2 separate regions of the Homo sapiens genome follow, and region 2 is linked to region 1. Evidence: read pairs that join two places in POLR2A ChIA-PET (ENCODE). Cell type or tissue: A673. All regions are shown on one strand.

Region 1 (4,000 bases):
TGGCTGTCCTTGGAGTCCTTGGGACCTTTCACTTTGAGTTCCTGCCAAAGGGAGGAGAGGAGTCATGGCCTGTTCTGTCCCTCACCTCTCCCAGCCCCCACTGTGAGCCTGGCAAGAAGGGGAGTTCTGAAACTCAGGGTGTACATATGAGAACAGAGGCCGGGTGTGGCGGCTCACGCCAGTCATCCCAGCACTTTGAGAGGCCGTGGTGGGCGGATCACCTGAGGTCGGAAGTTCGAGACCAGCCTGGTCAACACGGTGAAACCCCATCTCTACTAAAAATACAAAAGTTAGCCAGGTGTGGTGTCAGGTGCCTGTAATCCCAGCTACTTGGGAGGCTGGGGCAGGAGAATCGCTTGAACCTGGGAGGCGGAGGTTGCAGTGAGCCAAGATCACACCATTGCACTCCAGCCTGGGCAACAGGGCGAGACTCTGTCTCAAAAAAAAAAAAAAAAAAAAAAAAAAAAAAAAAAAAAAAGAAAGACAAAGGAGCCCCATGGCCATGGGCTGCCTCTGCCACCCCAATCCCCTGCACCACACCTGTGAACTCCTGGAGCCTCGTGGAGTCCAGTGGCTGGGGCGTGGGCAAGAAGGAAGGGACTCCAGGTCCCAGAGATGAGAGAGGCTGGCAGGGAGCCCTGTGATTACAGGAACCCCGACTCAGGAACCCTACACGTCGGCCAAGGGCAGACAGGGTTTGAGTTGACCAGCGCCAGGTACTCCAGCCAATCTTTAGGGCATGAGGAACCCATGAGGTAGGAAGGAAGGGTCCCACACGCCAGCAGGGAAGTGGTGGACCTTCGGCAGAGATGCTGAGCTCCCCAGGACAGTGAGCTGCATCCTACCCCCATCAGAGAGCACTTACTCAGCCCCCAGCACCCCCGACACTCCCCACCCACCACTGCCCATGCTGGGGGTCCGAGAGGAAGCTTCGAGGGAGGAACAGCCAATGCCCCTCCTGGATCCCAAGCCAGGCAGCAGGTAGTGAGTACTGGAAAGACCCCCGGGATGACTCATCTGCTCCAAGCCTCTTTATCCTCCTTTAGAGACGTTCCAGCCCCAGCTTTTGCTAACAGGACAGTGCAGCCTGCAACTGGAGCTGTAATACCATCCCCACTTGGCAGACGGAGCACACGGAGCCTCAAAGAGGGGTGTGGGAGGGAAGGCAGGAGGCAAGGTGAGGCCACGGTCAGGTGCCCAGGTGATGAGGCCAGGGTCAGGTGCCCAGGTGATGAGGCCAAGGTCAGCTGCCCAGGTGATGAGGCCAAGGTCAGCTGCCGAGGTGATGCCACCTGCTTGGTCTGCAGGGGAGGAAGCGCTCAGACAGCAGGAACTTCCTACTTCTGTCTCAAGCTGTTTCTAGACAGAGAAAACTCCTGGAGATGGAGCTTGGGTGTGTGTATATTTTGGGGGGCGGGGGGGTGGGGGATACTCAGCGTCCCCAGCCTGTGTCTCTGGCTGGTGCCTGGACTCCCAGATTTCGGGAATGTTTCCTCACGCCCCCTCCAGTGAAGTCTAGGGTATGAAATCACTCCTGCTGCAGAGAGGAGCCTAATTGCAGTAATTAAGTGGCAGCCTCAGCAGGAAGCAAGCACGTCATCGAGTGAGTCAGGATGAGAAGCCACCTGGCAGAAAGCCAGGGGCCTGGCTCTGCCCTCCAGGGTGGGCAGGCTGTGAGGGGCTTATGGTTGGGTGTGGGGGTTTCTGCCTAGGCACAGAGAACAGGCAATCAGCCCAGGCCAAGAGAAGACCCCACACTCTCTGCACCATGTCTGACCCCGGGATCTTGGGCGGCCTTGGCAGGGCTGATCTGAACACAGACCAGGGGAGTCCAGGTAGTTCCTGGGTTGGGCTGGAAACCGCAGGGAAAGCACCATTTCTCCAGCCCCTTTTATTTGTATTTTTAATAGAGACGGGGTTTCACCATGTTTCCCAGGCCGGTCTTGAACTCCTGGGCTCAAGCCAATCTCCCGCCTCGGCCTCCCAAAGTGCTGGGATTACAGGCGTGAGCCACTGCACCTGGCCTCTCCAGCCACTTGACTCCATGGAGAGGGACTTCCCCACCCTGCACTTCGTCCTCCCAGGCAGAGGGTGACACATCTGCTCCATGGGTCTGGGAGAAGAAACTATGGTCAGCCATCCTCTCTCTGCACACTGGGTAAGAGGCGTGGGCTCTGTCCTCATTGTGGAGAGGGGCCTGTGTTTTCCTATTCCTGCAAGGGACTCAATAGATACTTTTTTTTTTCCAGACAGGGTCTCGCTCTGTCACCAGACTGGAGTGCAGTGGCGTGATCGCAGCTCACTGCAACCTCCACCTCCCGGGTTCAAGAGATTCTCCTGTCTCAGCCTCCCAAATAGCTGGGATTACAAGTGTGCACCACCACGCCCGGCTAATTTTTGTATCTTTAGTAGAGACGGCGTTTCGCCACGTTGGCCAGGCTGGTCTCAAACTCCTGACCTCAGGTGATCCGCCCGCCTCGGCCTCCCAAAGTGCTGGGATGACAGGTGTGAGCCGCCACGCCCGGCTTCTATAGGTACGTTTCATTCCAGAGGCGAAGTGTCAGCAAGCCCACTGTGGCTACAGATCCAAATCCACATTTTCCAAGCTGCATTTTTTTAACAGTAATGAAGGTGACATGTTCATCTCCAACTGTCAGCTTCTCTGCTGCCTCTCGGTGGATTCTAAACGTGGGCATCGACCGTCACCCCTGAAGTTTCAGGAAAACTACCCTGCGTTTCCCCAACTCTTCTAGCGTTAGAGCTGAGACGGGAACACAAAGGGCCAAGAGGGGCCTTTACGGCAGGACTCCCAAAACTGCAGAAGCTTCTCCCCTTTTCTAGGATGGAGGTTCTCTTGCCCTGAGCTGGGGGCTGTTCCTCTCAGGCCAGTGCTTCAGGGGTGCCACTGAGGTCTTTTTGGACAAAGGGATGAACTGGGCTCTGTCCTGAAGGATCCTAAGCAACTGTCCCTCCATGCCACCTCTTAGGTAGAAATGTTGATGGCAGATAGGACTGCACCTCTGCCCTGTGGAGGAGTGCGGGAGGAAGGCTGGGCCTCAGGAGCAGAAGCACGCGTGTTCCCAGCCAGGAAGGCTGGGCCTCAGGAGCAGAAGCACGTGTGCTCCCGGCCAGGTAGGCTGGGCCTCAGGAGCAGAAGCACGCGTGTTCCTGGCCAGGAAGGCTGGGCCTCAGGAGCAGAAGCACGCGTGTTCCCGGCCAGGGATTCTAAGGCTCCTTCTCCACATAAGTGGCTCTTACCCTTTTTGTGTTTATGGGATGGCAGTCTTAGAGTTGGCAAGAACCTTAAAAGACGACCTATAGTCCAAATTTCCTCAAGACTTCCCTGTCATAAATATTACCCAGAAGCTTGTTCAAATATAGAATCTTGGGCCCCACGCAAAGCCTTCTGAATCAGAAGCTCCGGGGAAGGTGCCAGGAAATCTGTGTTTTAAACAATGCCCCAGTGATTCTTATCAAGCAAGGTCAGGATTAGCTGGCCAAGCTGGACTCAGTGGCTCGCACCTGTAATGTCAGCACTTTGGGAGGCTGAGACGGGCACATCACCCGAGTTCGAGACCAGCCTGGCCAACACGGCAAAACCTCATCTCTACTAAAAATACAAACCTTAGCCAGGCGTGGTGGTGTGCGCCTGTAATCCCAGCTACTTGGGAGGCTGAGGCAGGAGAATCACTTGAACCCAGGGGGTAGAGGTTGCAGTGAGCCGAGACCGCGCCACTGCACTCCAGCCTGGGCGACAGAGCAAGACTCTGTCTCAAAAAAAAAAAAAAAAAAAAAAGGATTATCTGGCCATTTCTAAACCCCTCATTCTACCGGACAGGACATAAAAGCCAAGAGGGGGGACGTGACTTGCTCAAGGTCACCATAGTGTGGTGTGGGAGAACACTGCCTTGGATTTTTTTTTTTTTTTTTTTTTTTTGCCTCCCCTGTTCCTCTCTCTAATCTGAAAGAGAATAATAAAAAAATAAATAAAATAGATCGT
Region 2 (4,000 bases), 55 kb before region 1:
CGGGGGCTCCCGCCTGTAATCCAGCACTGTGGGAGGCGGAGGCAGGTGGATCCACTGAAGCCAGAAGTTCAACATCAGCCTGCGCAACATAACGAAACCTCGTCTTTACAAAAAATACAAAAATTAGCCAGGCATGTTGGTACATGCCTGTAGACCCAGCTACTTGGGAGGCTGAGGTGGGAGGATTGCTTGAGCCTGGGAGATGGAGGCTGCAGTGAGCCGAGATGGTGCCACTGCACTCCAGCCTGGGCGAGAGAGTGAGACTCCCACAAAAAAAAAAAAAAAAAAAATTAAAAATGTAAAACAAAATTCAAAACACATTTAGGCCTGGCGCAGTGACTCACGCCTGTAATCTCAGCACTTTGGGAAGCTGAGGCGGGTGGATCACCTGAGGTCAGGAGTTCAAGACCAGCCTGGCTAACACGGTGAAACCCCGTCTCTACTAAAAATACAAAAAATTAGCTGGGCGAGGTGGCGGGCGCCTGTAGTCCCAGCTACTCGGGAGGCTGAGGCAGGAGAATGGCGTGAACCCCAGGGGGCGGAGCCTGCAGTGAGCCAAGATTGCGCCACTGCACTCCAGCCTGGGCGACAGCGAGACTCCGTCTCAAAAAAAAAAAAAAAAAAATACAAAACTTGGCCGGGCGTGGTGGCGGGCACCTGTAATCCCAGCTACTCAGGAGGCTGAGGCAGGAGAATCGCTTGAACCCGGGAGGCGGAGGCTGCAGCGAGCCGAGATCGCGCCATTGCACTCCAGCCTGGGCGACACAGCAAGACTCTGTCTCAAAACAACAACAGCAAACAAAAACAAAAGAACCCAAACAAATAAATAAATAAACAGTGTGAATAACAGCACCTTGTAAGTGTCACCTCAGTTGCGTCACAGGCTAAGAATGATGCCTCGTACAGTACGTGTTCAAAACATATCGTCACAGAACTGTGCTTGAACACCCCGCGGCTTCCCACTGCATTCGGATTAAAGGCCCTGTCCTGAACCGCAGGGCCCCACGTCGCCTGGCCGCCGTCCCCTGACCCCACGTAACGCCCCACACTGTCCCCCTCTGCCTCTGAGCACACCTGCCTCGGGGTGTGGACCTTGCCGGTTCTTTGGCCTGGAATGCACTGCCCCCAGGTTTTTTATGGCTGAATTCTTCTTGTCATTTAAATCTTCGTTCAAAAGTGATCCTCTCAAGCCAGGCATCCCCCCGTCACTCTCTACTGCGTTACCCAGTTGTGTTTATTTTTTTCACAGCACTCATCTGACCGGCAAGGATCTCATTTGTTGACGGACTCCTCCTGCAGACAGGGTCTCGTCTGTCTCGGGCGCCTCTGTGTCCCTAGTTCCTGCAGGCCTGGCACGTGGAAGGTGCTCCGGCAATACTCACAGGCCAGAGGAACCAACTGGGGCATGGGGGAAGGAGGTGACAATGGCTCCCCGCCGGGGCTGCTTCAGGACAGGGCTCAAGAAGCCCTGTGTTCCCACTAAACCCCCTGCTCCCGTGTCCACTGAATGGCTGGCATTGGCCCAGGTGCAGCCCTGTGACAGACTCTCCCAGGGTGCTCAGGGTTTAAGGTTTAGGACTAGGAATCTTGAGACATGGCCAAGATCATCACATGAACTGGATTCCAGGAGATCATCCTGTTCAGCTCCTTCATTGAGCTGATACCAGAGAACCAGAGAGGCAAAGGGATGTACTCGCGGGCACACAGCAGTTAAGTAGCAGACTGAGACGAGAAAAATGGGAAACCTTGACTCCCACCGGCCTGGCGCCCTGTCTTCTCTGGCACCTTGTGCCACATGAGCCTGAGGGGCTGGGGACCCCGGAGGCCTCCCCGAGCACAGCCACGGCATCCAGGCATCGGATGGGAAGGGCGCTGTGGATGTCACGGCTCTGGCTGTGCCGGTCATCGGTACCAGCCCCGGCTGGGGTCACGGTCCAGAAAGGAGATCCCTCCAGATTTCGGCTCAGGAGCTGGTTCCGCTGTCTTGAAGCGGGACTGGGGAAGTCTCTGTGGGGATCCTGGGGCCTCCTGGCCTCTCTACAGAAGCCCAGGACCAGCTCCACGGGCCCCTCCCGCCTCTCCAGGGCCCATCCTGGAGGGCCAAGGGTCTACGGCTCACTGGACCCAGGACTGACGCTGCGTTTCTCCCCAGGGTGGGGCAGGCAGGTCACAGGCGCAGGGGACTGTCTGTTCCTCGAAGGTGCTGGGGGGCCGTCAGGACACAAACATCTTCCTGCCCCAGCATGAGTTCACAGGGGAAACGAGGTCAAAGAACAGCACCTGCTGACCAGTTCCCAACCACCTGGGCAGTGAGCGAGGCCACTCAGCAGAGGGCCAGGCCTCTCCAGCACCAGCGCCCTGTGGCCAACACCTGGCAGCTCCCCCAGACTCACACCTGCAGGCTTGGGGGCGCTTCCAAAATGCCTGGGGCAGCTCCCCCAGACTCACACCTGCAGGCTTGGGGGCTCCTTCCAAAATGCCTGGGGCAGCTCCCCCAGACTCACACCTGCAGGCTTGGGGGCTCCTTCCAAAATGCCTGGGGCAGCTCCCCCAGCCACACCTGCAGGCTTGGGGGCTCCTTCCAAAATGTCTGGGGCCTCATTGCCTCTGGGTACTACAGCAACACTGGGCTCAGGCAGCTTTGGCCTTTGAGGAACCCCCTTGATTGGCAGGTTCTCCTCTCCCTGGTCCAGAGCCATCCAAAAGCTGGGGCACCGCGCCCAGCACCGCTGGCTGGCCAAGCCGTCTGTGGCCTGCAGGGAGGCCGGGGAGGACCAGCGCCCTTCTACCCTCCCTAGGTACCAAGAAGCGGCACCTTGCCAAGTTCACTCAGAGCAGGGTTCCCGCCTTGATGTCTGCAGCCCCCTCTGAAGTCGCACACAGTGTGTGCATGGGGTGGCTCTGTGTCTGAGTGGCCTCCAGAACCTTCATCAGATTCTCAGAGTCCAGGGTTCCCGCTCTGCGGACTCAAGCAAGCCTCTTGGGAGCTGGCCTGGCAGAGAGATCAGAGAGTACTCATGAGGCCCCAGCAGTGAGGTCTGCCCACTCGGCAGGTGGGTAAGTGCTGTGGAAAAGAGGGAGGGTCGCCCGACCCCACTGCCAACCTGTCAGCCAGCCTGGCCGCAGTCAGGACCCACACATAGGCCCAGGAAGAGGTGGGCTGGTGTAGGGGCCTCCAGCTCTCGGGGGAGGCAGCACTGTAGTCCCCTGTCTGTGGCTGAGGGGTCGCTATGGGGGTGTGTGTGAACAGAGAAGACGCACGATGAAGCTTTCTTCCCACCGGGAAACAAGGAAGGGCGGTGGGCAGCCGGGCCAGGCCAGACTTCTATTGCAGAAGGCTGCGAGATCTTTCCTGACGCCCAGACTGGATTATAAAATAAAGTAGACGAGCCCAAGACATATCTGTATCTTGTACCCAGCACCTGTGTACCCTCGATGGCCAAGTGAGTGGTAGAGTGAACCTCTGGGGTGTGCACGTGGTCTGCACACCTGGTACCATCAAGAAGGAATAAACGACAGGCTCTGTGAGGGGTGGGGTTGTCCTGCGGTGGCGATCAAGCTGACAAAGAAAGGGACCCTTTCCTCCCCCCACCCCAAGACCGAGTCTCGCTCTGTTGCCCAGGCTGGAGTGCAGTGGCATGATCTCGGCTCACTGCAACCTCCACCTCCCAGGTTCAAGCGATGCTCCTGCCTCAGCCTCCCTAGCAGCTGGGATTACAGGTGCCCGCCACCATGCCCGGCTATTTTTTTTTTTTTTGTATTTTTAGTAGACACGGGGTTTCACCATGTTGGCCAGGCTGGTCTCGAACGCCTGACCTCAGGTGATCCACCCGCCTCTGCCTCCCAAAGTGCTGGGATGACAGGCGTGAGCCACCACACTTGGCTAATTTTTGCATTGTTAGTTGAGACGGGGCTTCTCCATGTTGGCCAGGCTGGTCTTGGACTCCTGACATCAGGTGATCCAAGAAAGGGACCTTCTTCTAAGACCATCATGAGCCTG

The links. ChIA-PET counts read pairs that join two places held together with the same protein. Peaks named below come from ENCODE experiments on the same cell type or tissue, not always from the same donor. Only the 100,000 strongest peaks of a DNase experiment are listed, where the experiment ranks them.
Region 2: POLR2A ChIA-PET joins it to region 1 with 17 read pairs; 3 of 35 experiments call an interaction of 5 or more read pairs at or near these places.

What each region holds. Positions count from the first base shown.
Region 1 is chr17:1,079,350-1,083,349 of GRCh38, forward strand. It overlaps ABR (ABR activator of RhoGEF and GTPase), which reads right to left. Exons shown (of 23, transcript NM_021962.5): 6 at 1-41. Among named protein-coding and RNA genes, the nearest start is that of MIR3183, 59 kb to the left of the region's middle. In A673, no CTCF peak of the experiment used is centred here; DNase peaks (open chromatin) are centred at 1,062 and 1,572; H3K27ac peaks cover 692 bases.
Region 2 is chr17:1,024,514-1,028,513 of GRCh38, forward strand. The region is part of intron 16 of ABR (ABR activator of RhoGEF and GTPase); the gene reads right to left. Among named protein-coding and RNA genes, the nearest start is that of MIR3183, 4.0 kb to the left of the region's middle. In A673, no CTCF peak of the experiment used is centred here; no DNase peak of the experiment used is centred here.